Regions from separate parts of the Homo sapiens genome. Here all the other regions are linked to region 1. A link is an interaction called in ENCODE POLR2A ChIA-PET data of the cell type or tissue named here. Cell type or tissue: CD4-positive, alpha-beta T cell. All regions are shown on one strand. Links, peaks and the distances in the headings refer to the core of each region. The heading gives the core; the rest is flanking DNA.

Region 1 (7,136 bases), core at 1-5,000:
CTCAAGCGATCCTACAAACTTGGCCTCCCAAGTAGACATCTGTTTTATATAATTGGCTCCTCCCATCTCTGGGGTGATTGGGGCTGGGTAGGTAGTGATGCTATTCTTATTCGGCAGAGGGGAAAATGAGGCACATGCAGGTTAAGTGACTTGCTCAAGGTCACACAGCAGAGCTGGGCTAGAATCTTGGTCTCGGCTCCTGGCCCAGTGCTCTTTCCCATGTGTCTGAATCTGCATCTTGGGCAGGGGTCCCTGGGCCCCACTCCTGGACCCCCGGACTGACCCCCACCCCATCTTGTGCTTAGCAGATTCTTCCCCTGGTGGCCATGGGACCCAGGTCAATGTCACCTGCATCGTGAACGTCTGTAGCAGCTCTGACCACAGCTCACAGTGCTCCTCCCAAGCCAGCTCCACAATGGGAGACACAGATTCCAGCCCCTCGGAGTCCCCGAAGGACGAGCAGGTCCCCTTCTCCAAGGAGGAATGTGCCTTTCGGTCACAGCTGGAGACGCCAGAGACCCTGCTGGGGAGCACCGAAGAGAAGCCCCTGCCCCTTGGAGTGCCTGATGCTGGGATGAAGCCCAGTTAACCAGGCCGGTGTGGGCTGTGTCGTAGCCAAGGTGGGCTGAGCCCTGGCAGGATGACCCTGCGAAGGGGCCCTGGTCCTTCCAGGCCCCCACCACTAGGACTCTGAGGCTCTTTCTGGGCCAAGTTCCTCTAGTGCCCTCCACAGCCGCAGCCTCCCTCTGACCTGCAGGCCAAGAGCAGAGGCAGCGAGTTGTGGAAAGCCTCTGCTGCCATGGCGTGTCCCTCTCGGAAGGCTGGCTGGGCATGGACGTTCGGGGCATGCTGGGGCAAGTCCCTGACTCTCTGTGACCTGCCCCGCCCAGCTGCACCTGCCAGCCTGGCTTCTGGAGCCCTTGGGTTTTTTGTTTGTTTGTTTGTTTGTTTGTTTGTTTCTCCCCCTGGGCTCTGCCCCAGCTCTGGCTTCCAGAAAACCCCAGCATCCTTTTCTGCAGAGGGGCTTTCTGGAGAGGAGGGATGCTGCCTGAGTCACCCATGAAGACAGGACAGTGCTTCAGCCTGAGGCTGAGACTGCGGGATGGTCCTGGGGCTCTGTGCAGGGAGGAGGTGGCAGCCCTGTAGGGAACGGGGTCCTTCAAGTTAGCTCAGGAGGCTTGGAAAGCATCACCTCAGGCCAGGTGCAGTGGCTCACGCCTATGATCCCAGCACTTTGGGAGGCTGAGGCGGGTGGATCACCTGAGGTTAGGAGTTCGAGACCAGCCTGGCCAACATGGTAAAACCCCATCTCTACTAAAAATACAGAAATTAGCCGGGCGTGGTGGCGGGCACCTATAGTCCCAGCTACTCAGAAGCCTGAGGCTGGGAAATCGTTTGAACCCGGGAAGCGGAGGTTGCAGGGAGCCGAGATCACGCCACTGCACTCCAGCCTGGGCGACAGAGCGAGAGTCTGTCTCAAAAGAAAAAAAAAAGCACCGCCTCCAAATGCCAACTTGTCCTTTTGTACCATGGTGTGAAAGTCAGATGCCCAGAGGGCCCAGGCAGGCCACCATATTCAGTGCTGTGGCCTGGGCAAGATAACGCACTTCTAACTAGAAATCTGCCAATTTTTTAAAAAAGTAAGTACCACTCAGGCCAACAAGCCAACGACAAAGCCAAACTCTGCCAGCCACATCCAACCCCCCACCTGCCATTTGCACCCTCCGCCTTCACTCCGGTGTGCCTGCAGCCCCGCGCCTCCTTCCTTGCTGTCCTAGGCCACACCATCTCCTTTCAGGGAATTTCAGGAACTAGAGATGACTGAGTCCTCGTAGCCATCTCTCTACTCCTACCTCAGCCTAGACCCTCCTCCTCCCCCAGAGGGGTGGGTTCCTCTTCCCCACTCCCCACCTTCAATTCCTGGGCCCCAAACGGGCTGCCCTGCCACTTTGGTACATGGCCAGTGTGATCCCAAGTGCCAGTCTTGTGTCTGCGTCTGTGTTGCGTGTCGTGGGTGTGTGTAGCCAAGGTCGGTAAGTTGAATGGCCTGCCTTGAAGCCACTGAAGCTGGGATTCCTCCCCATTAGAGTCAGCCTTCCCCCTCCCAGGGCCAGGGCCCTGCAGAGGGGAAACCAGTGTAGCCTTGCCCGGATTCTGGGAGGAAGCAGGTTGAGGGGCTCCTGGAAAGGCTCAGTCTCAGGAGCATGGGGATAAAGGAGAAGGCATGAAATTGTCTAGCAGAGCAGGGGCAGGGTGATAAATTGTTGATAAATTCCACTGGACTTGAGCTTGGCAGCTGAACTATTGGAGGGTGGGAGAGCCCAGCCATTACCATGGAGACAAGAAGGGTTTTCCACCCTGGAATCAAGATGTCAGACTGGCTGGCTGCAGTGACGTGCACCTGTACTCAGGAGGCTGAGGGGAGGATCACTGGAGCCCAGGAGTTTGAGGCTGCAGCGAGCTATGATCGCGCCACTACACTCCAGCCTGAGCAACAGAGTGAGACCCTGTCTCTTAAAGAAAAAAAAAGTCAGACTGCTGGGACTGGCCAGGTTTCTGCCCACATTGGACCCACATGAGGACATGATGGAGCGCACCTGCCCCCTGGTGGACAGTCCTGGGAGAACCTCAGGCTTCCTTGGCATCACAGGGCAGAGCCGGGAAGCGATGAATTTGGAGACTCTGTGGGGCCTTGGTTCCCTTGTGTGTGTGTGTTGATCCCAAGACAATGAAAGTTTGCACTGTATGCTGGACGGCATTCCTGCTTATCAATAAACCTGTTTGTTTTACACGTCGACCCCTGGCTCTGCCTGGGGTCTGGGCTTGGGTTTGTCCATGCTCCTACTTGTCTGCCACCCCTGTGTAAGGGGAGATGGCGTCACGGTCCCTGGAGTCTGGCTGGCCCCTGTTGTGACTGGACCACAGAGGGACCCCTGTTACAGCCGCCCCCTCAAGCCTGTGAACCATAAGAGAACTTCCTGCTCGGGACCACACAGCTGGCTGGGTTCCAAGTGTGCCCTGGTCTCATGCCTTCATCCTCCAGGTCTCCTGGGCCTGCTCTCAGGACCGGGATGGGGTCTCTGCAGATCCCTAGCAGCCTAGGCAGCCAGGCTCTGCCCTCCTGGGGACCCCACTCGGGGAGAGTGGTTGCCCCTGGGATACTCAGACCAGTACAGGGTTTTGGGGGCCCAGAGGACATCCCTGGGCCCAGGTAGGAGGTTAGAACAGGGTTCTGGAGATGACCTCTGACCTCCTCCTGAGGGATGAGCAGCAGTTTTCCAGAACAAAGGATTGCAGGGAACTGTCAGGCAAAAGGAGTTCTGAGTTTAAAGGCCTTAGCCTGGCCAGCATGGTGAAACCCCATCTCTACCAAAAATACAAAAAATTAGCTGGGCATGACGGTATGCACCTATAATCCCAGCTAGTCAGGAGGCCGAGGCACGAGAATTGCTTGAATCAAGGCAACAGAGGTTGCAGTGAGCTGAGATCGGGCCACTGCACTCCAGCCTGGGTGACAGAGTAAGAGTCTGTCTCCAAATAAAATAAATAAATAAAATCAATTAATTAGAAGAAAGCCTTGGAGGGGAGAGAGACCTTGGCCTGTGTATTGGTTCCACTGACCCCCTGGGTCACCATCGTCACTCCAGCTCCTGTGACTCCCTCAGTGGGACCATTTTCATTCTTGGTGATTATAGGATCTGTGATTGATGGAACGCCCCGCCTCCTGGCTTCTCGCCCTCCTCTCCTCCATGGTCCTGTCCTCCAGCCTGTCTCAGTCACTCAACCCTTGACCAAGGCTCCCCACACTTATTCCATAAAGAGCCAGGGAGCAAATTTATTTTAATTTTTTGAGACAAGGTCTCACTCTGTTACCCAAGCTGAAATGTGATCGTGGCTCACTGCAGCCCTGACCTCCAGTCGCAGCCTCTTGAGCAGCTAGGACTACAGGCATGGACCACTATGCCGAGCTAAATTTTAAATTTTTTTATTTTTATTTTTTGGGTTTCCCTGTGTTGCCCAGGCTGGTCTCGAACTCCTGGGCTCAAGTGATCCACCGGCCTGGGCCTCCTGAACTGCTGGGATTACAGGTGTGAGCCATTGCGCCTGACCAGAATCAATATTTTACACTTGGCAGGCCTTACAGTTTCTGCAACAACCACTCACCTGTGCTGTTGAAGTGTGAAAACAGCTGTGCACAGGACATGAAAGAATGGGCAGGAGGCGGATGTGGCCTTCGGGGTGTGCCCATGCCAGTGCCTTAGAGCCTGGCATTACTGATAACTGCACGCTAATCTCAATTTCAAGCATCCCACTTCCCCCCACCCCTACTTCCTCCTGTCTTTCTCCCTCAGTGGCACCTGCAGCTGTTGGTTACGTTTTCTCCCTTGTACGCACCCACGGCACTTTCTCCTGGTTTGTTGTTCTCTCTCTGGTTGAACCCAGCTCTCTGCCTGTGCCACACCTGCACGTCTGCACCTGGCTGGGGCAGGATGATGGCCTTCCACCATGCTGGCTGGTCGCGTTTTCATTTCATGATCATTAGACTTGGCTGGGCACAGTGGCTTATGCCTGTAATCCCAGCACTTTGGGAGGCTGAGGTGGGCAGACTGCTTGAGCTCAGGAGTTCAAGACCAGCCTGGGGCAACATGGTGAAACCTCATCTCCACAGAAAAATACAGAAACTAGCTGGGTGCGGTGGCACGTACCTGGAATCCCAGCTACCCATGAGGTTGAAGTGGGAGGATTGCTTGAGCCCAGGAGGCGGAGGTTGTTGTGAGCTGAGATCTTGCCACTGCACTCCAGCCTGGGGGATGGAAAAAAAGAATAAATTCTATGGGGGTCCTTGGTGCTGCCCAGCAGTGACAACAGGTCCCCTCCCCGATATATTAGTTCCTGTTGTTGCTATAACAAACCACACAAACTCAGTGGCTTAAAACAATACAATTTCATTCTCCTACAGCTCTGGGAGCCAGAAGTATAAAAGCAAGGTGTTGCCAGGCCTGCTAGGCTCAAATGGGGAATTTGTTCTTGGAGGCTTTAGGGGAGAATCTGATTCCTTGCCTTCAGCTTCCAGCGGTACCTGCATTCCTTGACTTATGGCCCCTTCGTCCATCTTCAGAGATAGCAACGGAATCTCTTCAGAAGTCAGATCTCCCTTTGCCTCCCAAGTGTAGGGACACCTGTAATTACAACGGACCACCCAGAAAATCCAGGACACTCTCCTCGTCTTAGCATCTTGGCCAGGTTTCAGGAATTCAGACATCAATGTCTTTGCAGGGGCAAAGACAACCATTGGTTATGCAGCCTACCAGCTCCTATTCACTCAGTCTCCCACTCTTTCTATTTATCTTTTAATTTTATTTATTTATTTATTTATTTTTTGAGATGGAGTCTCGCTCTGTCACCCAGGCTGGAGTGCAGTGGTGCGATCTCGGCTCACTGCAAGCTCTGCCTCCCGGGTTCAAGCGATTCTCCTGCCTCAGCCTCCCGAGTAGCTGGGATTATAGGTGACACCACCACGCCCAGCTAATTTTTGTATTTTTGGTAGAGAAGGGGTTTCGCCATGTTGGCCAGGCTGGTCTTAAACTCCTGACAGGTGATGCACCCACCTCAGCCTCCCAGAGTGTTGGGATTACAGGTGTGAGCCACTGCGCCTGGCCTATTTTATCTTTTAAATAAAAGGATTAATTGAGGTTTTTGTTTGAGACTGAGTACCACTCTGTGACCCAGGCTGGAGGGCAGTAGCGCAATCACAGCTCAATGCAGCCTGAAACTCCTGGGCTCAAGTGATCCTCCCACCTTGGCTTCCCAAAGTGCTGGGATTATAGGGATGAGCCACCACACCTTACCCCACTCTTCTAGATGGACTATTTCATGTGTTCTCCTTTATCCCCAAGCCTCTGTCCTCACCCCACCCTTACCTTCAGTTGGTTACCTTGCTGTCTATTTCACCGAGAAAATAAAACACAAGAGAATGCTTCATGCTTGCCCCACCACATCTGCCCTCTCACCCTGCATCTGTGCCCACAACCCTGGCCTTTGCCGTGACTGGGTCTGAGGACAGCGCCTCCCCTGCACGGGATCTTAGCATCTCTCCTGGCTCAAGGACATTGCTTCAGTGAGTCTCCTGTCTCTTTCCTTCAGCATCAATTTCTCTGGCTCCTGGATCTTTCCTGTTTGCATATAGACACCCTGAGGTTCCTCCCATTTGTGAAACAACCTCACACCCATTAGGACAACTACTATCAAAAACCCAGAAATTAGTAAGTGTTGGTGAAAATGTGGAGAGATGGAAAACCTTGTGCGTCGCTGAGGAGAGTGCACAGTGGTCCAACTGCTATGGGATACAGTGTGACAGCGACTCAAAACATGGAACATAGAATTACCATCTGATCCAGCAACTCCGCTTCTGGGTGTGTACCCTAAAGAACTGAAAACAGAGTCTCAAACAGATATTTGTACAGCAGTGCTCCCTGTTCATAATAGCCAAAAGGTGGAAACAACCTAGGTGTCCAAAAGGTGGAATGGATAAACAAAATGTGATCTACAGGCTGGGTGCAGTGGCTCACACCTGTAATCCCAGCACTTTGCAGGGCTGAGGCAGGTGGATCACCTGAGGTCAGGAGTTCGAGACCAACCTGGCCAACATGGTGAAACCCCATCTCTACTAAAAATACAAAAATGAGCCTGGCGTGGTGACACACGCCTGTAGTCCCAGCTACTCAGGAGGCTGAGACAGGAGAATCACTTGAACCCAGGAGGCGGAGGTTGCAGTGAGCCGAGGTCGCGCCACTGCACTCCAGCCTGGGTGACAGAGTGAGACTTCATCTCAAAAAAAAAAAAAAAAAAAAAGTGGTGTACAATGGAATATTCAACCTTAAAAAGGAAGGAAATTCTGACACGTGCTGCAACACGGATGCCTTGAGGACAAGGATCCCTTGTCCCTTATACTAAGTGAAATAAGCCAGTCACAAAAGGACAAATTCTGTATGTTTCCCGTACATGAGGTACCTGGAGTAGTAGGATTCATAGAGATGGAAAGTAGGGTGTTGGTTGCCAGAAGCTGGGAGAAGAGGGAATGGGGAGTCAGTGTTTAATGGGTGCAGAGTTTCAGTTTTTTGAAATGAAGAGTTCTA
Region 2 (7,136 bases), core at 1,261-6,260, 75 kb before region 1:
TTATTTGTTTATTTTTTTGAGACAGGGTCTGGCTCTGTCACCCAGGCTGGAGTGCAGTAGTGTGATCTCGGCTTACTGCAACCCCCGCCTCCTGGGTTCAAGCAATTCTCCTGCTTCAGCCTCCCAAGTGGCTGGGATTACAGGCGTGTGCCACACAATGCCTGGCTCATTTTTTGTATTTTCAGTAGAGACAGAGTTTCACCATGTTGGCCAGGCTGGTCTCGAACTCCTGGCCTCAAGTGGTCCTCCCGCCTCGGCCTCCCAAAGTTCAGGGATGACAGGCGTGAGCTGCCACCGCGCCCAGCCCAGAACTTAATTTTCTTCACTTACATATTTATATCTGTATGGATTCATGGGGCCCTGTTCTGTTCAATGGGTTGTAATCTCTTACCATCATTTTTTATTTTGGTGCTCAAATGGTCCCAGATGAGGTCAGGGAGAGCCCCTTTAAGCTGGCTCTTGTGTGCTTTGGTGTATCCTCATCCTGTGCTTTGAGCACGTCCCTTATTCTGAGATGTTCCCAGCTTAACTTGTGTGCTCCTGCCCCGGCCCTGGAATCAGCTGCCTCTCCAAGGAGCCCGGGGTTTGCATCTCGGGGTACCTGTTGCCAAAGCCTAGCTGAACCTCTGTGCCAAATTCCCCCCTTGGGCCTGTTCTGCTTCCCACAGCACTGGGGAATCACAGGCCAGAGAGGGGAGGGGACTAAAAGTGGAGAATAACAGGGATGGAAGGGACCGAGAGCTTTACATCGCATGTGAGAACGCACGTGCTCCGTGAGCGTGGGCTTCAGAGCAGCCTGTGACACCGTGCACTTGTGCAAGGGGGCCTGCTGCTGCCCAGCATGGTCCTGGACTTGTGTCCCTGGGGGTACCAGACAGGCTTACAAGAAGACAGTGGTTATTCCAAAAGGCAAGGAAACCAACAAATAAGACTAGCAGATAGAATCAACATTTTTAGGGGAAGAGCAGTTATGAAATCTGACCTCTGTACTTGGCAAGATTTGTTCTGGGTCTTTATCAAAATCCTCATGGGTTGTAACACGGCTCTTGTCAATGTCAGAGCCTTCCAGATTCCGCCTTTTTACCTCTGTGATTTTACACTTGTTTGGGAGAGTCGGTATTGAACTCTGACTTTCCATTCAGTGTGACGGAGTGCAGAGCCATGTTACTTACCATCCTGGGCTTTTCCTGAACCTGCTGTGTGCTCAACAGCATCCTGGACACCTTCTTTTTAAAATAGTTTAATTTTTAAAAATTCTAAGTAGGCCAGGTGTAGTGGCTCACACCTGTAATCCCAGCACTTTGGGAGGCCAAGGTGGGTGGATCACCTGAGGTCGAGAGTTCAAGACCAGCCTGGCCAACAAGACAAAACCCCATCTCTACTAAAAATAAAAAAATTAGCCAGGCATGGTGGCACACACCTGTAATCCCAGCTACTCGGGAGGCTGAGGCAGGAGAATTTCTTGAACCTGGGAGGTGGAGGTTGCAGTGAGCTGAGATTGCACCACTGCACTCCAGGCTGAGCAACAGAGCGAGCCTCCGTCTCAAAACAAACAAACAAACAAACAAAAAAACATTCTAAGTGGCCTTCATTTTTAAGTTTTTTGTTTTTTGTTTTTTGTTTTGGAGACAGGGTGTCACTCTGGAGTGCCATGGTACAATCATGGCTCACTGCAGCCTTGACCTCCTGGGTTCAAGTGATCCCTCAGCCTCCCCAGTAGCTGGGACTACAGATACACACCACCACGCCCAGCTAACTTTTCTATTTTTTGTAGAGACCAGGTCTCCCTTTGTTGTGCAGGCTGGTCTCTAACTCCTGAGCTCAAGTGATCTGCCCACCTCGGCCTCCCAAAGTGCTTGGATTATAGGCGAGAGCCACTGTGCCCAGCTAGTCCTCATTTTTTTTTTGAGGCAGAGTCTCGCTCTGTTGCCCAGGTTGGAGTGCAATGGCGCAATCTCAGCTCACTGCAACCTCTGCTTCCCGGGTTCCAGCAATTCTCCTGCCTCAGCCTCCCGAGTAGCTGGGATTATAGGCGCGCGCCACCATGCCCAGCTAATTTTTGTATTTTTAGTAGAGATGGGGTTTCACCAGGTTGGCCAGGCTGGTCTGGAACTCCTGGCATCGTGATTTGCCCACCTCAGCCTCCCAAAATACTGGGATTACAGGCATGAGCCACCACGCCCAGTCTCATTTTTAAAAATAGTTTTAGATGTACAGAAAATTGGAGAAGACAGCACAGGAGTTCCCACATGCCCCACACCCAGTTTCCTCTGTGATTAGCATCTTAAGCCAGCATCGTTCATTTGTCAAAATATGTGAACCATTATTGACACAGGATTACAAACGAAAGCCCACACTGTGTTCAGGGTTCCCTTGCATTGCCTAAGGTTCCAGGATCCCATCCAGGAGCCACGTCACATTCAGTCATCATGTCGCCTTAGGCTACTCTGGCCTGTGGCCGTTTCTCAGATCTTGTTTCTCAAGACCAGTTTCCCTGATGGCCTTGGCAGTTTTTGAGTATTGATCAGGTGTTTTGCGGGACGCCTGTCTCCTGGGATCTGTCTGATGTCTTCCCCATGATTAGACTGGAGTTATGCATTGGGGGAAGAAGACCACAGAGGTGAAACGTCATGCTCATCACATCAAATCTTGGCTGGGCGCAGTAGCTCATGCCTGTAATCCCAGCACTTTGGGAGGCCAAGCCTGGCAGATCACCTGAGGTCAGGAGTTTGAGACCAGCCTGGCCAACATGGTGAAACCCTGTCTCTACCGAAAATACAAAAATTAGCCGGGTGTCATGACACGCACCTGTAGTCCCAGCTACTTGGGAGGCTGAGGCAGGAGGATCGCTTAAACCCCAGAGGCAGAGGTTGCATTGAGCTGAGAACGTGCCACTACACTCCAGCCTCGGTGACAGAGCGAGACTCCATCTCAAAAAAAAAAAAAAAAAAAAAAAAATCAACCTGATTTACCACTGGGCACCTTCACTTTTGATATCTCTTTTAATCTTCTCAACAAGCCCCAAAGTTGATGTGATTCATCCCATTTTCCAGCTGGGAGGACAGAGGCTCGGAGAAGGGAAGTAATATTGTGCTGAGTTTCACCGCCAAGGAGGCCCCTGCTCCAGGGTGGCTAAGCGGCCTCATTGTTTTTGACATTTGGCTGGTTTTCAATTTGAGGGTTATTATAAACCCGCTGCTGTGCTCGGCCTTTTTGTTTTCTTTCGGGTTATTTCCTGAGGGTGTGTTCCCTCAAGAGGGATGACTGGGTAAAGAGTGTGAGGTTTTTGTTGCCAGATGGCTCTTTAGAAAAATGGAACCAGCCTGCAGGGTATGGGCAGCTCTGCGATCCCGTTCACCCACTTCCCCTTCAAGGCCGAGTTGTGTCATTTTTATTTATTTTGTTTTGTTACTTTGTCACACTTTTTTTTTTTTATTCTGTTGGCCACCCCCAGTGACTTGGTACCAAAGAACAGTTGGCTGCTTGTAAAACTCAAAATCACTCTGGAGGGACCATGATTTAGTTTCACTGACGTCATTGAAAAGAATGTGCCTCGGCCGGGTGCCGTGGCTCACGCCTGTAATCCCAGCACTTTGGGAGGCCGAGGCGGGTGGATCACGAGGTCAAGAGATCGAGACCAGCCTGGCCAACATGGTGAAACCCCGTCTCTACTAAAAATACAAAAATTAGCTGAGCATGGTGGTGCGTGCCTGTAATCCCAGCTACTCGGGAGGCTGAGGCAGGAGAATCGCTTGAACCCAGGAGGCGGAGGTTGCAGTGAGCCGAGATCGCGCTGCTGCACTTCACCCTGGCGACAGAGTTAGACTCCATCTCAAAAAAAAAAAAAAAAAAAAAAAATTACCCCTGGCCGGGCAAGGTGGCTCATGCCTGTAATCCCAGCACTTCGAGAGGCCGAGGCGGGCAGATCACCTGAGGTCAGGAGTTGGAGACCAACCTGGCCAACATGGTGAAACCTTGTTTCTACTAAAAATACAAAAATTAGCCGGGCGTGGTGGCACATGTCGGTAATCCCAGCTACTTGTGAGAATTGCTTAAACCTGTGAGGCAGAGGTTGCAGTGAGCCAAGATCGTGCCACTGCACTCCAGCCTGGGTGACAGAGTGAGACTCTGTCTCAAAAAAAGAAAAAATTACCCCTAAGAGTGTTTCCCAAACTCACCTAGTGTCCACACAGCGTGTTCAAATGGTCAGTCTTGCGTATACTTTATCCTACTTGTTGACTGAGCACTGGTGAGCATATCTGTGAGGACTCAGGGCTGGTGGCTCTCCAGAGCTGCTGAAGTCAGAGATGTGTGCAGGAGGCGGCGTGGCTGACATACGGGCATCTTGGTGGCAGATTTGTCTAGCCAGGGATGTGTGCCTGACAACAGCATATTCCAGATCTCCGTAGGTAGCGTTCTCAGGAGTGGTTAAAAGCTGGGCATCCCTGGAGGATGGTCTGCTCTGGGAACTGACTTGCTCCAGGATGAGTTAGATGCCCGGATGCCCTCTCACCTTTCTCAGATGGCCAGTGAGCCAAGGTTAAATGTTAAATGTCAATATGTGCTTGGGCGTGACCTGGCCCCTGTTTAATATGGGAGAACAATGGGAGTGGAGGGTAGAGGTTTGAGATGAGAAGATAGAGGTTGTGCGTTGAGAATCATTGTATCAGCACCTCCTGAGCCTACAAAAGGATGGGATTGAAGGAAATGAGATGGCCCGAGAGCAGTTGTCCTCCTCGAAGGCTGCCACCTGGGTGCTTTCAGGCACAAGAAAGAGAAAATCGAAGTCCAGCTGGAGTCAGAAGGGCTCCACAGCAGACTGGCTTCGGGCGTGTCCCAGGCAGGGTCCAGGTGGCATCTGCAGGATCCATCATCCTGTCTCCATGACCTGCCTTGAGGTCCTCCATGTGGGTTTTGCCTGGTATTCCAGAGAATTCGGGGCTCTCCACACCCTGGAGACAGTAAGGTGGGCGCAGCAGCCACAGACGAGCCTCTGACCCAGTGGAAGCCTCCTGGGCTCTGGTTGGGCCTGTGCTTCTCGTGAACCAATCCTTGCATGTGCGCGGGGGTGGGGGTTGGGAGAGTGGTTCAGTGTGTTCATTGGTTTAGTCATTAGGAATGAGAGTGGCAGCCAGGTGTGGTGGCTCACGCCTGTAATCCCAGCACTTTGCAAGGCCAAGGCGGGCAGGTCAGGAGGTCAGGAGTTTGAGACCGGCCTGGCCAACGTGGTGAAACCCCGTCTCTACTGAAAATACAAAAAAATTAGCTGGGGTTGGTGGCACGAGCCTATAATCCCAGCTATTCGGGAGGCTGAGGCATGAGAATCACTTGAACCCAGGAGGCGGAGGTTACATTGAGCCGAGATCATGCCACTGCACTCTAGCCTGGGTGACAGAGTGAGACTCCATCTCAAAAAAAAAAAAAAAAAAGGAATGAGAGTGGCCAGGGGATAGAGGTGGTCCCCTGTCCTCCATCTGCCACTGGAGAAGTGAGCCTCCTTGCCTTGAGCTGGGGTGGGCACTGACTCTGAAACCCATCGAGGGCTCTCCAGACTGAGGACCTGACCCCTGGGCTGAGTTCAGCACCACCTGTGATCCAGGAGGACCATTTGCCAATAGTTGGGGCGGGTGGGGCCGGGGGCTGCCAGACTCCTTGGTGAAGTTGCTGCTCTTGCTTTTTGCAGATTCCAGACCCAGGAGGAGCTCAACGGTAAGTACCCCTCCCTTGCCCCCACCTCAGCTTCGTGCCCCTAAATCTGACTCCTTCCCTAACAGATCTGAAGTTTTGAGAGCTGCTGGGGGAAGGGAGAGGGAGGGGACGGACTGGCCATTCCCCTCCCACAGTGCCCAGGGTGCAGGCCCGTCCTGCAAGTTCAGGCTGAGTCTGACCCACCACAGGGACCTCTGTGCACAGAGGCCTCGCCTGGGGCCTCAGCCAGGCCTTGGCTAAGGATGGAGAGCCCCACCCTCATAGCAGCCTCCAGCTCCTGGCTCAGCCTGCCGGGAATTTCCAGAAGGGCCTGCACACAGTGGATTTGGTTTGGGCCACTTTTGGGTACCAGGTCTGGTCAGGAGGAAGACTGTGTTCATTTTCCCCTTTTCTTTACTCTTCCATGAATCTCATCCTCCAAGCTGGATGACAGAGCAGGTGGCTATGGTCCATTCCTTTTTTTTTTTTTCCCCATCTGTCAGTTCTTCCATTACTTTCTTTTAATTCAAGCATTCATACATTAAGAAGGGTTTCTATCCTTTCATTTTTCAATATAATATACACAACCATAATGCTAGTTCAGTTTCAAATTATGGGGGATCACATTCGAATATGCTTGGATGTGACAAGTGGCTGTTACAATACTGAGAAATTTCATGAAAGAGGTATTCAACAATTTGTAAGGTAATCAAATATGTTTTTGCTGCATAGGCCAATGCATTAATAGTAACTTGTTTTAAAATGCAGTCTTTTGGCCGGATATGATGGCTCACACTTAAAATCCCAGCATTTTGGGAGGCTGAGGCAGGCGGATCACCTGAGGTCAGGAGTTCGAGACCAGCCTTGCCAACATAGTGAAACCCCGTCTCTACTAAAACTACAAAAAGTATCCAGGTGTAGTGGCACACGCCTGTAGTCCCAGCTACTCAGGAGGCTGAGGCAGGAGAATCGCTTGAGCCTGGGGGACAGAGGTTGCAGGGAGCCGAGATTGCACCACTGCTCTCCCAGCCCGGGTAACAGAGTGAGACTCCATCTGAAAAAAAAAAAAAAAAAAGGCAGTCTTTTAGCCTTCATATTATTATGAAAGAGTATTCAAGAGTATGTATTAAGGTTGGTGCCATTTGCCATTAAAAGTAATGGCAAACCTGGTTTAACCCTTCTGATAGGTAGTTGTGGATGTTGGGGTTGAGAACAGAATAATCTTTGTCTGGAGTGACACCACACTCTAGAATTTCCACTTTGAAAAATACTCAGTTCTTTTTTTTTTTTTTTTTTTTTTTTTAATTTTTTTAGTATTTATTGATCATTCTTGGGTGTTTCTCAGAGAGGGGGATTTGGCAGGGTCATAGGACAATAGTGGAGGGAAGGTCAGCAGATAAACATGTGAACAAAGGTCTCTGGTTTTCCTAGGCAGAGGGCCCTGCCGC
Region 3 (7,136 bases), core at 697-5,696, 84 kb before region 1:
TGTTGCTTAGGCTGGTTTCGAACTCCTGAGCTCAAGTGATCTGCCTGCTTCAGCCTCCCAAAGTGCTGGGATTACAGGCGGGAGCCACCCTACCCTGCCAGGGGATACTTTCTTGTATATAAATGTTGCCTTAGGCTGGGCATGGTGGCTCACGCCTACGATCCCAGCACTTTGGGAGGCTGAGGTGGGCGGATCACTTGAGGTCAGGAGTTCGAGACCAGCCTGGTCAACATGGTGAAACCCTGTTTCTACTAAAAATACAAAAATTAGCTGGGCATGTTGGCAGGCACCTGTAATCCCAGCTACTCAGGAGGCTGAGGCAGGAGAATCACTTGAATCCGGGAGGCAGAAGTTGCAATGAGCTGAGATCGTGCCACTGCACTCCAGTCTGGGCAGCAGAGGAAGACTCAATCTCAAAAAATTAAACATAAATAAATAAATAATTCCTTAATAAAGTTGATTTAAAAGAAAAAAACTTTAAAAATTGAGGCTGTATTTAAACATTAGGCGATTTCAGTTTTCTCTTAAAAGCAAAAGGTCTAGCGTCACTGTTTCACCTTCCTGGGTGACCACAGCTGTTAGAGACAAGTAGCAACTTCTCCACTTTGTTTTATTTATTTTGAGTCTTTCTCTGTCGCCCAGGCTGGAGTGCAGTGGCATGATCTCAGCTCACTGCAGCCTCCACCTCCCGGGTTCAAACGATTCTCCTGCCTCAGCCTCCTGAGTAGCTAGGATTACAGGTGTGTGCCATCACACCTGGCTAATTTTTGTGTTTTTAGTAGAGATGGGGTTTCACCGTGTTGGTCAGGCTGGTCTCGAACTCCTGACCTCAAGTGGTCCTCCTGCCTCAGCCTCCCAAAATGCTGTGATTACAGGTGTGAGCCAATGTGCCTGGCCAGCTTTTCCACTTTGATCTTTTGAAACACAAATCTGACTGTCTTAGCTCCCACGGTGTTGCCTCGCTGGAAGCCACCAGTCCCTGCTGGTTAACTCTTTCCTGGAGACACCAGCCTCCTTGGCGCTGGTTCTCAGATGTTACGTCCCCTCTGCAGATATGGCTGAGAAGGACACCACCTTTGAGGCGCCACCCCTGGGGACCCAGCCGGACTGCAACCCCACCCCAGAGAATGGCGAGGCGCCTGCCAGGTGACTCCCCCACCCCTTCTCTCTGTTTGGCTGCTGCAGGAGGGAGCTGTCCCTGCCATGCCCAGGGGATGCCTGGGAGGCAGCTGGGCTGGGGGTGGAGGTGGGGCCTGGGCTGCTCTTTTGTTAAATGTGTGCCCATCTCTTTGCTGACACCATTGGAAAGCCAGAAGGCCTTGAAACCCAGTCCCTGCCCTCAAAATGCCTGGCAGAGACTCGGGGCAGAGGATCTAGGGGCCCAGGCTCTGGTTGCGCAGTCTCCAGAGAAAGGGAATTATTCCTGAAGACCCACTTCCCTCTTCCCATCTTCATCACTCCTGCCTTGGGCTTCTCCCCGCAGCACCAGCCCCACTCAGAGCTTGCTGGTGGACTCCCAGGCCAGTAAGACGCTGCCCATCCCAACCAGCGCTCCCGTCGCTCTCTCCTCCACGGGGAAGCCCGTTCTGGATGCAGGTAATGGTCCCAGCCCACTCACCCCTACTCCCAGCAGGGGCTTCCTCCTGGGGAAGTGTGGATTGGGGGAGCCAGGAGGGAGCTTCTCCTTTGTGGGTATGGTCTGAGAAGGGGGATTAAGGTTGACCCCAGGTTTCTGGCTTCTTGAGTTGGTGCTGTGGCTCTGGCACTTGCTAGTGACTATTCTTTTCTTTTTGAAACAGTCTCACTCTGTTGCTCAGGCTGGAGGGCAGTGGCACCCATCTTGGCTCACTGCAACCTCCACCTCCCAGGTTCAAGAGATTCTCCTGTCTCAGCCTCCCGAGTAGCTGGGTTTACAGGCGCTTGCCACCACGCCTGGCTAAATTTTTTTTTAATTTTTAGTAGAGACGGGGTTTTGCCATGTTGTCCAGGTTGGTCTCAAACTCCTGACCTCAGGTGATCCACCTGCTTCAGCCTCCCAAAGTGCTAGGATTATAGGTGTGAACCACTGCGCCTGGCTGCTAGTGACTATTCTTTAATTCTTGTAGGCAGGAATTTTTTTCACAGCTTCATCCTCGTGGCTTATAATTGCTACTCAGAAAATAGGTCTTTGTTGATTGATTTCATGACTTTGACTAGTTGTTCGAGCCTTTGAGCCTCAGTTGTCTCATCTATACAATGGTAATGGCAGAGACCGTGCAGGGTTATAAGCAGTGTAGCATTGTAGACGGCCTCTGTCAGAGTTAGCTCTTAGGCTGGACGCGGTGGCTCACGCCTGTAATCCCAGCACTTTGGGAGGCCAAGGTGGGTGGATCACGAGGTCAGGAGTTTGAGACCAGCCTGGCCAACACGATGAAACCACATCTCTACTAAAAATACAAAAATTAGCCAGGCGTGGTGGCGCGCGCCTGTAATCCCAGCTACTCAGGAGGCTGAGGCAGGAGAATCGCTTGAACCCGGGAGGCGGAGGTTGCAAGGTTGCAGTGAGCCGAGATTGCACCGCTGCACTCCAGCCTGAGCAGCAGAATGAGAATCAGTCTCAAACAAAACAAAACAAAACAAAACAAAACAAAACAAAACAAAACAAAACAAACAAAACCCCCAAGAGTTAGCTCTTAGGGAAAGATGCCAGGTTACTCATTTTAGGACTTGCAGTTCTAGTGGCTGACACGAGGTGGCAGTAGTGCTCCGGCCAGAGTTTCTGAAAGTGCGGTCCCGTCTGGCAGCATTGGCACCGGCTGGGAACTTGTTAGGAAAGCAAATTATGGGCCCCATCCCAGACCTAGAGAATCAGAAACTGCACTTTAACAAGATCTCCAGGGCACTCATGTGCACATTAACGTTTGAGAAGCACTTAACTGGCATATACTACTTTTTAAACATCTAAACATGGACTTCAATAAAGTGCAATCACTAGCTCTATGATCTCTGTAAGTGACAAAAGGGAAAAACGAAGCGAGTTTAGTACCGAGGTGTGAAGAAGTAGATCTAGATAGGGGTTAAGAGCGTGGCCCTGCAGTCCCCCCGGCCTGGCCTGGCCTGGGCTGGGGCTCTGCCACTTACTCTCAGGGTGACCTTGGGCAACTTAACGAACTTTCGTGAGCCTCAGCTCCCCTCATTTTTAAACTGAAGGTAGTGACGGTGCCTAGGGCATAGGGTTGGGGATCATTCATTCAGGGAACGCTTGTGGGGTGTGTTTATGTGCAGTGGGGACTCCATGCCTGCCCTCATCAAGCAGGTCTAGAGGGTTGGCCGGGAGGGGACTGGGTTCAACCTCTTCCTTCCCCTCACTGCTTGGCCCTCCCCACCCTGACTCCGGCCACACCAGCAGTGCTGCCAGATGCCGGTCACACCGGGCCCTCGTCCACAGTCCCCAAATTTTGGTCTATTGGACCTCAATTCCTTTGTTCTGGCTCCTAGACGCCTCAATTTCTCACTCTCTAGACACAGTTTGCCCTTCTCTCAGCCTTCAATAGTTGATCAGCTTCCTGGAGCCAGGCGAGGGAGGGCTGGATGAGATAAGAGCCTTGGCTTGGAAAGGACCTGTTGTTGTTAGCCATGATGGAAGCTGTGTCCCAGGAGAAGGAGGAAGTCGTCTGGGGCTGGGGCTGTCTTGTGTGGTTGCAGCAAGGCAAAGAGTGTGGGGCGTCTCTGTGTTCCAGGGCCAGTGCTCTTCTGGGTGATCCTGGTGTTGGTTGTGGTGGTCGGCTCCAGCGCCTTCCTCCTGTGCCACCGGAGGGCCTGCAGGAAGCGAATTCGGCAGAGTAAGTGGCTGTGTCCTTGGGGCCTTGGGGAGGACAGGTTGCTCTCTGCCAGCCTGGCCTGGGTTCTTTCCCTGCCTGCTCCTGCTCTCTGAGGCCGCCACCCCCAGCCTTCCTCCTGGTGTCGTTTCAGAGCTCCACCTGTGCTACCCGGTCCAGACCTCCCAGCCCAAGCTAGAGCTTGTGGGTGAGTGTCCAGCCGTCCAAAGGGGCTGCCCGAGCCAGAGGAACACAGGGCAGCTCTGGGCCCGGGGCGTGGGCTCCAGAGACTGAACTTCTACCCCAGCCTCGAAGCTCCCTGTCTGTGGCTCCTGTCGCATTCTGTACATCTGTAGGGATGCAATGTGGGTGAAAACTCATGCGTGTGGAGAATGCAATGAGGTGAAGACTGTACTGGGTGTGACGACTGTGTGGCTTGCCCAGAGCAGCACCTGGATGGATGCTGGCATGAACGTTTAAAAGTCTATCTTGTCTGTCACTTTTTCCTCCAGTACCCCCAGGGGGCATTCCTGCCAGCCTTGCCTTCCTCTCTACATTCTACCCTCCCTTTCTCCCTCTCCCTCCTTCTCTTTCTCTTTCCCCTCTCTCCCCCTCTTCTACCACCTGGCAAGTCAGCCCAGGGGCAGGAGGGGAAAGGAGCACATGGGGCAAGAGGGACCCTGGTTCTGCCACTTACAAGCTGTGTGACCCTGGGTGAGTTACTGAATTGTCCTGTGTCTCAGTTTCCTCATCCGGAAAATGCAGATGGTAGAATCTACTTCAGAGGCTTGGCCTGTGGATTCGTCGAGGTCGGGCTGTTAAGCGCATCGTGGAGTACCTGCCTGCAATCGGTGGCTGCTGCCTATTGACAGGCTGGCCTGTGCCTGGGGCTTTTTCCTTCCTGGAAGCTTCAGGCCTTCCTGAGTCCTGGGTGCTTCTGACCCCCTCCCTGGTCCCTGCACTCTGATCCCTGCCCAGCCTCTGGGCCAGCTCTTCCAGGCAGCCCTTGGGAGCTGGAACCCTCCTCACCTGTCCAGGCAGGGTCGTCTATACAGCGTGTGTCTTCTAGCTCTCACCTGGGGCAGGGGGCTCCCAGCTATCTTGTGCCAAGCACCTTCTCTCTCCTGGGCAGCCCCTTCAAGGCAGGCCAGGGTCTTCCTCAGCACTGCATGGCATGGATTGGGTGCCTGCTCTGTGCTGGGCTCTGATGGGGGAATCGTCTGAGCCTTCGTTTCTGATTTGCAAGGTGGGCTCCCATACAGGCTTCCTGTACTCCCCCAGTGATGACCTTTGTTCTGCAAGGAGGAGGCAGGGCTCAGCAAGGTGGACGGCTGGCCCAGGGCCACACAGCCTGGCAGTGGCACAGCCAGCCTCAGGCACTGGTCCTAGGGGTTTTGGTTTGTAAAGGGCTCAGCCCTGTCCCCTCTTCCTTCCCCCTGCCAGCTCTGTCCACCATCGCAATGCCTACCCAAGAGCCACGTGCTCAGCCTAAGGCCAGGCCCTGGCCCGTCCCCTGATCTCCCCAGGACCCTTGCAGAGGCCCTTGCATAGGCTGACTGTTGACTTGGGCACAAAAACACAGTCCACTGAGGCATGTTTTGAATTTGACGAGTTTCACAAGCAAGCACTGTGGTCCCTGTGCAAGGGGGGTTTTTGTGTTTTGATAGTTTCAAGCCTGTTTCCATGACCTGTCAGGCTGAGTGTCTCATTGAAACCGGCGTTTGCTTTCTTGACATTTTTCTAGTATTAGAATTTCCATTGCCGTCAGTTTATTTTTTTTCTTCAAACCTCTGTGAGAGCAGTTTTGTTACAGAAGAAAAAAAGAAAGAAAGAAAGAAAACACCTTCCCCTAAGAAGCCAGGTCTACAAAGAACTGAGCCCTGAGACTCAATGGTGGACATCTTATCTCAGGTCGTTTTTGACCCTCTAGCTTCTGGTGGGACCTTGGGGTCTGGGTTCCGAGGCTCAAGATGGACAGAAAGTGAAGCCAAGACAGGCAAGCTCACAGAGCACCGGGTGAGAATGGACCGAGCTGGCCGGATGCCCCTTTCCCTCCTGAGCCGTGGGTGGTGAAGGAGGGAAGGAGCACTGGTTTATTGGCACTGGTTTATTGGTTCGTTCATTCATCTATTCACATGGTCTTCACGGAGCACTTCCTCCTTGCAGGCTCTGTGCCGGGCCCAGAAGCTGTTCTAGCTCCCTCCAAGCTTTTAGACTAATTCCGACTGCCCGCAGAGGCCAAAGGCAGACGGGAGGGGAGTGTGCGCCCCTTGGCCTCCCACATCCCAGACCTGGGGCAGAGGGTGCTCTTGGTTCCTTTGAGCAGTGAGCACATCAGGGATCTGTGGTCCGTGCAGGTGCGATGAGAGGCCCACCAACCAGCCCTCGAGTGGATCGACCTTCCCGTGTGTGTCCTCGGTGACAGGCATTTGCAAAGCACACACGTGATCTCATCCACTCCTCCGGTGGCCTGTGAGGTACTTACTGTTATCCCCGTTGCACAGATTAGCAGCCTAAGGCACAGGATGGTGAAGTAATTCGTTTAAGGCCACGTGCTGGGTGAGCCGTAGGACGGGGATTTTATCGTGGTTGTTGAGATGTTTGTAAAAAGATTTTTCACCCTTGGCACCATTGACATTTGGGAATGGATGGTTCTTTGCTGTGGAGCGCTATCCTATAGGACGTTGTACAGCCCCTCTAGATGCCAGTAACCTTCCCTACTTGGGACAACCAAAAATGTCTCTAGACATTGCCATGTGGCCCCTGGGGAAAACCTCCTGGTTGAGAACCACTGGTCTAAAATTCTTTTTTTTTTTTTTTTTTTGAGACAGAGTCTCGCTCTGTCACCCAGGCTGGAGTGCACTGGTGCCATCTGGGTTCACTGCAACCTCCGCCTCACGGGTTCAAGTGATTCTCCTGCCTCAGCCTCCTGAGTAGCTGGGATTACAGGCTCCTGCCACCATGCCTGGCTAATTTTGGTATTTTTAGTAGAGACGGGGTTTCACCGTGTTGGCCAGGCTGGTCTCAAACTCCTGACCTCATGATCCGCCTGCCTCGGCCTCCCAAAGTGCTGGGTTTGCAGGCATGAGCCACCATGCCTGGCCTTAAAATTCTTTTAATCCTTCATTTTTATGAGCACTTGAGTCATTTTCTATTATTCCAGGGAGATTTAGGTTGAAAGAAATTCTTTTTTTGTTTTGAAACAGTTTCAAACTTATAGAAATGGTATAAGTATGAAGAATTCATTTTGACCTGAACCATTTGAGAGTAACTGACTGACTGGATGTCTCTCACCCCGAAAACTTCAGTGTGTGTTTCAGACAGACAAGGGTGTATTTT
Region 4 (7,136 bases), core at 1,426-6,425, 58 kb before region 1:
TTCTGTTTTCTTCCTAGTAGAACAATAAACATCCTGGTATTATTTCAGCAATCAGTGAGAAAGGCCAAACCAGGGGCGGCAAAGGTTGTTTTAACCTATTTTGGAGGGAAGTTGGGGAAACAGGCAGCAGCTGCTGGCAGCCAGGAAGCAGTTAGATGGGTTTTCTCAGAAAGAACTAAGACAGCATTCCTGGTGATGATTGTAGCTATGGGTAGGGTTAGGAGTCTGCCGGTCTAGCTTCCCCCTTTCTCTGGGTATCTTCCAGAGAGTAAAAACCAAACTGAAAAACCCTGGGAAGCCTGGAGGCCTTTGTTTGTGTTTTGGTGTGGTGATTGTTTTCCCGGTCATGAGGCAGAGGGATCATTTCAGTATCACAGGGTCAGCGGTGGCCTGTGCTTTTTACCCTTTAGCCCTCATGGAGGCAGTGGCCATTTCATGACGGTGGCATGGAGCTGTGGCTTCCGGCTCGACAAGCTCCCAGCTGCTTGGTCCCAAGCAAAGCCCTTATGTGCGTTCAATGTGGGTTTTCTGGTCTGCAAAATGGACCTAATGGGGCCAGATGCGGTGGCTCACGCCTGCAATCCCAGCACTTTGGGAGGCCGAGGTGAGTGGGTCACTTGAGGTCAGGAGTTCGAGACCAGCCCGGGCAACATGGCAAAACCCCGTCTCGACTAAAAATACAAAAAGTAGCCAGGCATGGTGGCATATGCCTGTGATCCCAGCTACTTGGGAGGCTAAGGTGGGAGAATTGCTTGAACCTGGGAGGCGGAGGTTGCAGTGAGCCGAGATCGTGCCACTGCACTCCAGCCTGGGTGACAGAACGAGACTCTGTCTTCAAAAAAAAAAAGAAAAGGAACTATAAGGCTGAGAGGGACTGTGGAAGTCCAGTCTGGGCACGTATGCCATGTTCAGTAAATGACAGCCATCAAGAGCAGCATCTTAAGAGCTGAGAGTTCGCCTAGGCCGCATTCTTTGTACATCTGGGCTTCCTAATAGAACCCTGGACAGTAGATAGGCTGGGTGGCAGCACTCCCTTTTACAAACTGAGGCTCGGGGAGTGGGGGGGAGCGAAGCAACTGGCCCACTGCCACACAGCTGGGAAGTCCCAGAGCTGGAGTTCAACCCCCAACTTTGTGATTCTAAATCCCTCCCCATGCCCAGGTGGCCTGGCTGCCTCTGTGGTCAGGGGTTGTGTTCATATCGTGGTCATCCCCTGGCACTATGCCTTCTAGATAAGTTTCCTTTCATCTTCAAGTCACCACAACTGAGAGATAGAATAGAGGCTGATTTTATTCCTCCCTTTATGGGAAGGCAGGGACAGTTGCAAGAGGCAGGGTAACCTGCCCAAGGTCAAACTCCAGGCTGGGTGTGGCTTTCTGACTGCTCTGACCGGACAGGAAGGACACAGAGCTAACCCAGCCAGGGCCTCCTTCCTTGACACAGCTTTCCTCAAAGGTGTGTGTGATTTTTTTTTTCTTTCTTTCTTTCTTTCTTTTTTTTTTTTTTTTTTGAGACAGGGTCTTCCTCTGTCACCCAGGCTGGAATGCAGTGGCACAAATACAGCTCACTGTAGCCTCAACTTCCTGGGCTCACGTGATCCTCCTGCTTCAGCCTCCCGAGTAGCTGGGATCACAGGCACGTGCCACCATGACTGGCTAATTTTTTTTTTTCTTTCTTTGTAGAGACAGGTCTCTCTATGTTGCCCAGGCTGGTCTTGAATTCCTGGGCTCAAGCAATCTTCCTACCTTGGCTTCCCAAAGTACTGGATTACAGGCGTGTGATTCTGAGGTCCAGGGAGACTCGGGGCTGGGTTGAGTCCAGGGAATCTCTGGGGGAGAACTGCCTGAGAGTGGAATTGCCCTTTCCATCCCCAGTAACACCTCATATCCTGCTCACTGCCCCACCTGAGGCTCCCTGAAGGAAGACGATCAAGAACAAGCCTCCCATTTTACAGATGGGAAAACTGAGCCCCATAGAGGCAAAGCAGTTTTCCCAGGGTCCCAGCTTGGTGCTGTGTGATGGAGATAGCTCTAACTGTAGCTGTCAGTTGGGGCTGGGGTAGGGGAAAGTCACTGTCTAGTCCAAGGGAGCAGTAAAGATGACATGCTGATTTTCATTCTTCCTTTAAAGAAAAAATTGATGTTAAAAGTAACTGTGGTGAGAGGGTTGGGTTCTTACTTACAAGGCAGCTTTGCAAGAGTAAACAGAGTAGACAAAAATATCCCATCAGCTGGGCTTCTGCAGCTTCACAAGCTACTGATCCGTGCAGTCAGAGGGCCCCAGGTTCAGAAGGGCCCTGGGCTTGGTTTAATGCTCTGCTGTCGCCATCTTGAAAGTGATGAATAATTTTTGGCAAGGGGCCCTGTGTTTTCATTTTTCATGGAGTTCTACAAATTATGTAGCTGATCTTGCATGGGGGCAGGGAAATCGTTAATTCAGAATTCACTTAATGCCAAAGCATTTTACCTCCATTGTCATGTGACCTCAGAGGGACCTTATAGATGAGCACACATGTCCCCATTTTTAAGAAGTGTTAAATGACCAGTAACTGATGTAACTGTTCCAGTCATCTCTTGCTACATAACAAATCACCTCAAAACTTAATAGCTTAAAACAATGGTCATTAATTTTGCTCACAAATCTGCAATGTGGCCTGGACTTAGCAGGGGAGGTGCATCTCGGCTCACATAGTACCAGCGGGGGTGATGAGATGAGCTGGAGAATCCACCTCCAAGAGGGCTGGCAAATTGGTACTGGCTGTCAGTTTCTCTCTGTGGAGCTTCTTGGGCTTCCTCACAGCATGGCTGCTGGGTTCCTGGAGCCAACAACTCCGGGGGCAGGAAGTAGAAACTGCCAGCGTCATAAAATTTGACCCCGGAAACTGGCACTGCATCCCCTTTGCTGCATTCCAGGTAGTCACAGAGCCCAGACTCAAGGGGAGGGGACACAGATCCCACCCCTCATTAGGAGGAGTGTCAAAGAATCTCGAGATCTTATGTGTCAGCAGGAGCACTTCACATACTGTCTCATTTTAGCCTCTCGGTAATTTTGCCATTATTGTCCTTGGAGTTGGCTCAAGGAAGCTACATAACCTGGTGGAATCCCAAGTTCCTCTGGCTGGAATTTGGATCCAAGCTGGTCTGTCTCCAGAGTGTGAGCTCTGGACTGAGCAGCTGACCTGTGCATTCAGGGACCCATACAGTCAGAATGTGGCAGGACTGGAAAGCAAGCTCACATCTGTCTGATTAGAGAACATCTGAGCTTGGTACCCATACAAACTAGGCCCTATCTAGTTTTTAGATAGGGAAATCAAGGCTCTGAGAGGTCTTGCCAGGCCTCTCCTGAGGAAGAGGGCAGGGTCTGGGACCTTCCAGGGCAGGATGGGGCCCCCAACTTGGGTTGCACAGAACCATGTCAGGAAGTCACATAGAGTTGTGGGTAGATTATGCAAGTACAGGCTGTCAGGAGGGATGTTGTTTTTCACTGCAATTACACTTCACTCAGGAAATACAGCTTCTGCACGTACTGAGGGAGGGTTCCTCACCCTGTGCAGAAGACCTCCTGGTGAATACCGGGGCACTCGCTGGGTGACCCTGGGTCCTCTGGGCCAAGTTCATGCATCGAAAGTTCCCTGAGAAGCTCTTTGTGCCCATCTGGGTTGGGCTTTGACAATAGAGTTGAAGAGGCTTTATTCCTGCCATGCATGGAGTCACAGGTTAGTAAGAAAGATGATAAGAGCTGTACTTGAGGCTTTCGTGTGCTCTCACTTAAACCTCACAGTGCACTAGGAAGTAGTTATTACATTACCCCTATGTTACAGATGAGGAAACCAACACGCAGAGTGGCTAAGCCAGTTCCCCAGGGTCACACAGCTGCTAAGTGGCGCAGCTAGGCTTTGAACCCAGGCCACCTGGCTGGAGTCTGCGTCCTCACACACTTGGCCATGCTGCTCCATTGTGGCTCAGGCCGAGGTCACCACTGTGCTGAGGCCCCAGCCCTGAGTCCCAGACCCTGTAGAACACTGTGCAGGCATCCATGGGGCTCAGTGAATGCACAGGGAATGGAATTTGCTCTTGGTTTTTATCCCACCTTTCCTTTCCAAAGCCCAGCTGTGGCCAGGCCTCTCCCTCACAGAACCTTCTATGACTCCCTAGTGCCTACATGCCAATGTCTGCCAATCCAGCTTTGCTGCTACCTCCACAGCTCCCATATCTAAACCTCTCCTGAGACCCGACTGTTTCCGCTCAGTCACCAAATACAGAGGGCATATCCTCATCATGAAATCTCTGCTCAGCGCTCCAACCCCTGAATTTCCAACCTCATCTTTCTCCTCCTCCTCCAAAAACCCTTCCAGGACACCCAGGCCCAGGACCTCCAAGCTCCCACAGCACTGACTGTGAAGGGGGACTGGAGGCCAAGTTCTAGAAGTCTTGCAAAAAATATCTCTGAAGAAATGCATTCATTCATTCATACAGCCACTCATTTAGTCACTCAAGCAACAGATCTGTATGTAACACCTACTATGTGTTGGGCACTGTGCTTGGCGCTGGGGAACACAGTGAAGTGGGGCAGTGGCGGGGATATACAGTACTGCTCTCAGGGAGTCACAGTCCAACTGGGAGACCAACCTAGAGTCTGGTCATGGCCTAGAGCATGATATTTGCTTTGATGGAGAGCAGCTTGGGGTTCATGACCCTAGTGGATGGCACCTAGCCCAGATGGAGGCAGGTCTCTGCTTTCCCCTCTGTAGAATGGGTTTAATAAGAGCACCTACCCCAAAGAGATGTTGTAAGGATTAATTTCATCCATTAATTTGTTCAATAAATATTTGTCAAGCTCAAACTCCGTGCTGGGGTGCTGGGGACACACAGCCCTGCCCTCTGCAGAGTGACAAGAAAGAGTATTTGGGATAACATTGGCTGGTGGTAATTGCTGTAAAGAAAAAAAGAAAGTGGTGTGTAGGCCCTCAGTGTGGTGAGGTGTGTAGCCAGGGCTTGGGGATGTAGCACCTGCTGTACAAAGGTCTGGGAGAATGTAGCGATTCAGGGTGTGCAGGGGGAAGTGAGTAGTTATGATCATGAGTCTGTGGTAGACATCGCCCCATCCTTGCATTTGCATCTCTAGGTTTCTACAGAAGAAAGGGGGCAAGGTGATGGAGAGAATTTCATGGGCGGAAATTGTTCTACAGGAGCTGGGGAGGTAGGCTGGCAGGGCTGAGCCGGCTACTTGGTGGGAGGTTGCAACAGCCTCAGGACGGGTGGAGGACTGCAGGGGAACTGGAGCCCAAGGGGGTTTCCTTCCAGGGTGAAGGGGAAAAGCAAGGCTGGGCACTTTGGGAACTTCTCAGGGAAACCCTCTCCTGTACCCTAGGGGACCTGGGCTCCATTCTGGAAAGGCAGAATACATGACCTCCATCACGTTTTGGGTCTGCACTCATTAAGCACTTACTAGATGCCAGGCACTGTAGAGTCTCCATCTCAGATCCTTACAGCACCCCTGTAAAGCAGAGGCTATTTATCCCCATTCTACAGATGAAGAAATGGAGGCTCAGGGAGGTAAAGTGATTTGTCCAAGGTCATGGTTGCGTACCAGTCAATGGCCTGAACAGAGACTTGAACCCAGGTCTAGGTGATGGCAAAGTTGATGCTATTTCTCCTTTTGATATACCCCAACTGTCTAAAGCAGCCCTTTTTTTTGCTAGGCTTCTTGGTGTTTGAAAATTTACCACTCATTCCTAGGAGCTAAAGGTTCCTGGGTTCCTCCTTGGGGCACATGTCTAGGAGCAGGATCTCGATCTGGTGGCAGAGGGGCAGCAGCTGCTCCGTCTGGCATACAGTAGGTGCTCAGTAAGTCTGCGGGGCAGGCAGGACAAGCCTGGGTTGGAAGGAGGTCCAGTTTCTTGGGAGTGAGAGCCTCAAGACCAACTTCACCTGAAGGACAAATGAGAGGTGGCCGAATCACTGCCAGCTACTTCAAGAAGCCCCTAGGACACTCCAGCCAAGGTGCCTTGGTCCCTTTTCTAAGTCGCCTGCCCACCCTGCCCAAGCTCCTGCGGGGAGTGTGCCCACTGTGACTCATCCACGCCCAGCCCTGCCCAGCTCTCACTGGGGCAGCAGTAGGCACACATACTCGTAAAAGTCTGAATAAGTGAAGACTGGGAAATTGCACCAGGGAAAAACTACTTATTTCTTCCTCTTTTGAATTGGGGAGGGGAAATGTTGCGGGGGAAATGAGGTCAGTGACGTGGTGAGCATTTCATGCTCCTTACTGATGAGCAGAGGGCCGGTATCACGTGCTGCCTTCCTAGGGAGGGCTGGGTAGTGCGTCAAGGAAATGGGCCCAGAGCTGTGTCTCGTCCAGTCTAGCAGGAAACTGCCCATCTCACTGTGTCACTCCCTTCTCTGTCCTTGCTCTAAGCCTCTACCCTGACTGCCCTTGCTCTGAGCTGAAATCTCACTAATGAGAAAAAAATGTGCTGGTTTATGCCTCTGTGGGCTGGCTGGGCTGGTAGGTCCCAGGGGGCAGCATGGCCTGGAGGAAACCGAGTGCACGGGGCAAGGATGATGTGCACGAGTGGTATGTGACTCCCAGGGCTCACAGCCTCATGCAGCCCCTCCCTCTGAGAGTATAGATGGGGAAACTGAGGCCTGAGAAGGCGAGAGATGTGCCTGAGGTCACACAGAGAATCCGTGGCCCTCAGCACAAGCACCCAGTTTGCTGGTACTTTAAAGATAAAAATAAACAAACTTTATAAATGGAAAAGATGAATAAAAGAAGAAACGAAGTATAAGGAATATGATAAATATAATAAAAATTACACACAATCTTGGCGAGGCACAGTGGCTCATGCTAGTAATCCTAACACTTTGGGAGGCCCAGATGGGCAGATCATTTAAGGTCAGGAGTTCAAGACCAGCCTGGCCAACATGGTGAAACCCCATCTCTACTAAAAATACAAAAATTAGTTGGGCATGGTGGTGCGCGCCTGTGGTCCCAGCTACTTGGGAGGCTGAGGCACGAGAATCACTTGAACCCAGCAGGCGGAGTTTGCAGCAAGCTGAGATCACGCCACTGCACTCCAGCCTGGGTGATGCAGCCAGACCAAGACCTTGTAACAACAACAACAAAAGTAAAAC

What was found. ChIA-PET counts read pairs that join two places held together with the same protein. Peaks named below come from ENCODE experiments on the same cell type or tissue, not always from the same donor. Only the 100,000 strongest peaks of a DNase experiment are listed, where the experiment ranks them.
Region 2: POLR2A ChIA-PET joins it to region 1 with 11 read pairs; 21 of 35 experiments call an interaction of 5 or more read pairs at or near these places.
Region 3: POLR2A ChIA-PET joins it to region 1 with 54 read pairs; 17 of 35 experiments call an interaction of 5 or more read pairs at or near these places.
Region 4: POLR2A ChIA-PET joins it to region 1 with 28 read pairs; 13 of 35 experiments call an interaction of 5 or more read pairs at or near these places.

What each region holds. Positions count from the first base shown.
Region 1 is chr1:12,206,432-12,213,567 of GRCh38, forward strand. It overlaps TNFRSF1B (TNF receptor superfamily member 1B), which reads left to right. Exons shown (of 10, transcript NM_001066.3): 10 at 309-2,789. The coding sequence ends at 589. Among named protein-coding and RNA genes, the nearest start is that of MIR4632, 18 kb to the left of the region's middle. RefSeq lists an enhancer at 559-1,059 and a silencer at 4,048-4,127. In CD4-positive, alpha-beta T cell, for the core only: CTCF peaks have their summits at 2,608 (motif pointing left) and 2,811; DNase peaks (open chromatin) are centred at 2,600, 3,000 and 4,310; H3K27ac peaks cover 1,767 bases.
Region 2 is chr1:12,129,905-12,137,040 of GRCh38, forward strand. TNFRSF8 (TNF receptor superfamily member 8) reads left to right here. Exons shown (of 15, transcript NM_001243.5): 13 at 5,684-5,709. Among named protein-coding and RNA genes, the nearest start is that of MIR7846, 33 kb to the right of the region's middle. In CD4-positive, alpha-beta T cell, for the core only: no CTCF peak of the experiment used is centred there; DNase peaks (open chromatin) are centred at 2,398 and 3,257; H3K4me3 peaks cover 416 bases; H3K27ac peaks cover 2,288 bases.
Region 3 is chr1:12,122,232-12,129,367 of GRCh38, forward strand. It overlaps TNFRSF8 (TNF receptor superfamily member 8), which reads left to right. Exons shown (of 15, transcript NM_001243.5): 9 at 1,053-1,146; 10 at 1,484-1,596; 11 at 3,720-3,821; 12 at 3,952-4,005. Among named protein-coding and RNA genes, the nearest start is that of MIR7846, 41 kb to the right of the region's middle. In CD4-positive, alpha-beta T cell, for the core only: a CTCF peak has its summit at 2,744 (motif pointing right); DNase peaks (open chromatin) are centred at 2,750 and 3,698.
Region 4 is chr1:12,147,166-12,154,301 of GRCh38, forward strand. No RefSeq gene overlaps it. Among named protein-coding and RNA genes, the nearest start is that of MIR7846, 16 kb to the right of the region's middle. RefSeq lists an enhancer at 1,257-1,386. In CD4-positive, alpha-beta T cell, for the core only: no CTCF peak of the experiment used is centred there; DNase peaks (open chromatin) are centred at 3,506, 3,806, 5,196 and 6,246; H3K4me3 peaks cover 1,181 bases; H3K27ac peaks cover 4,914 bases.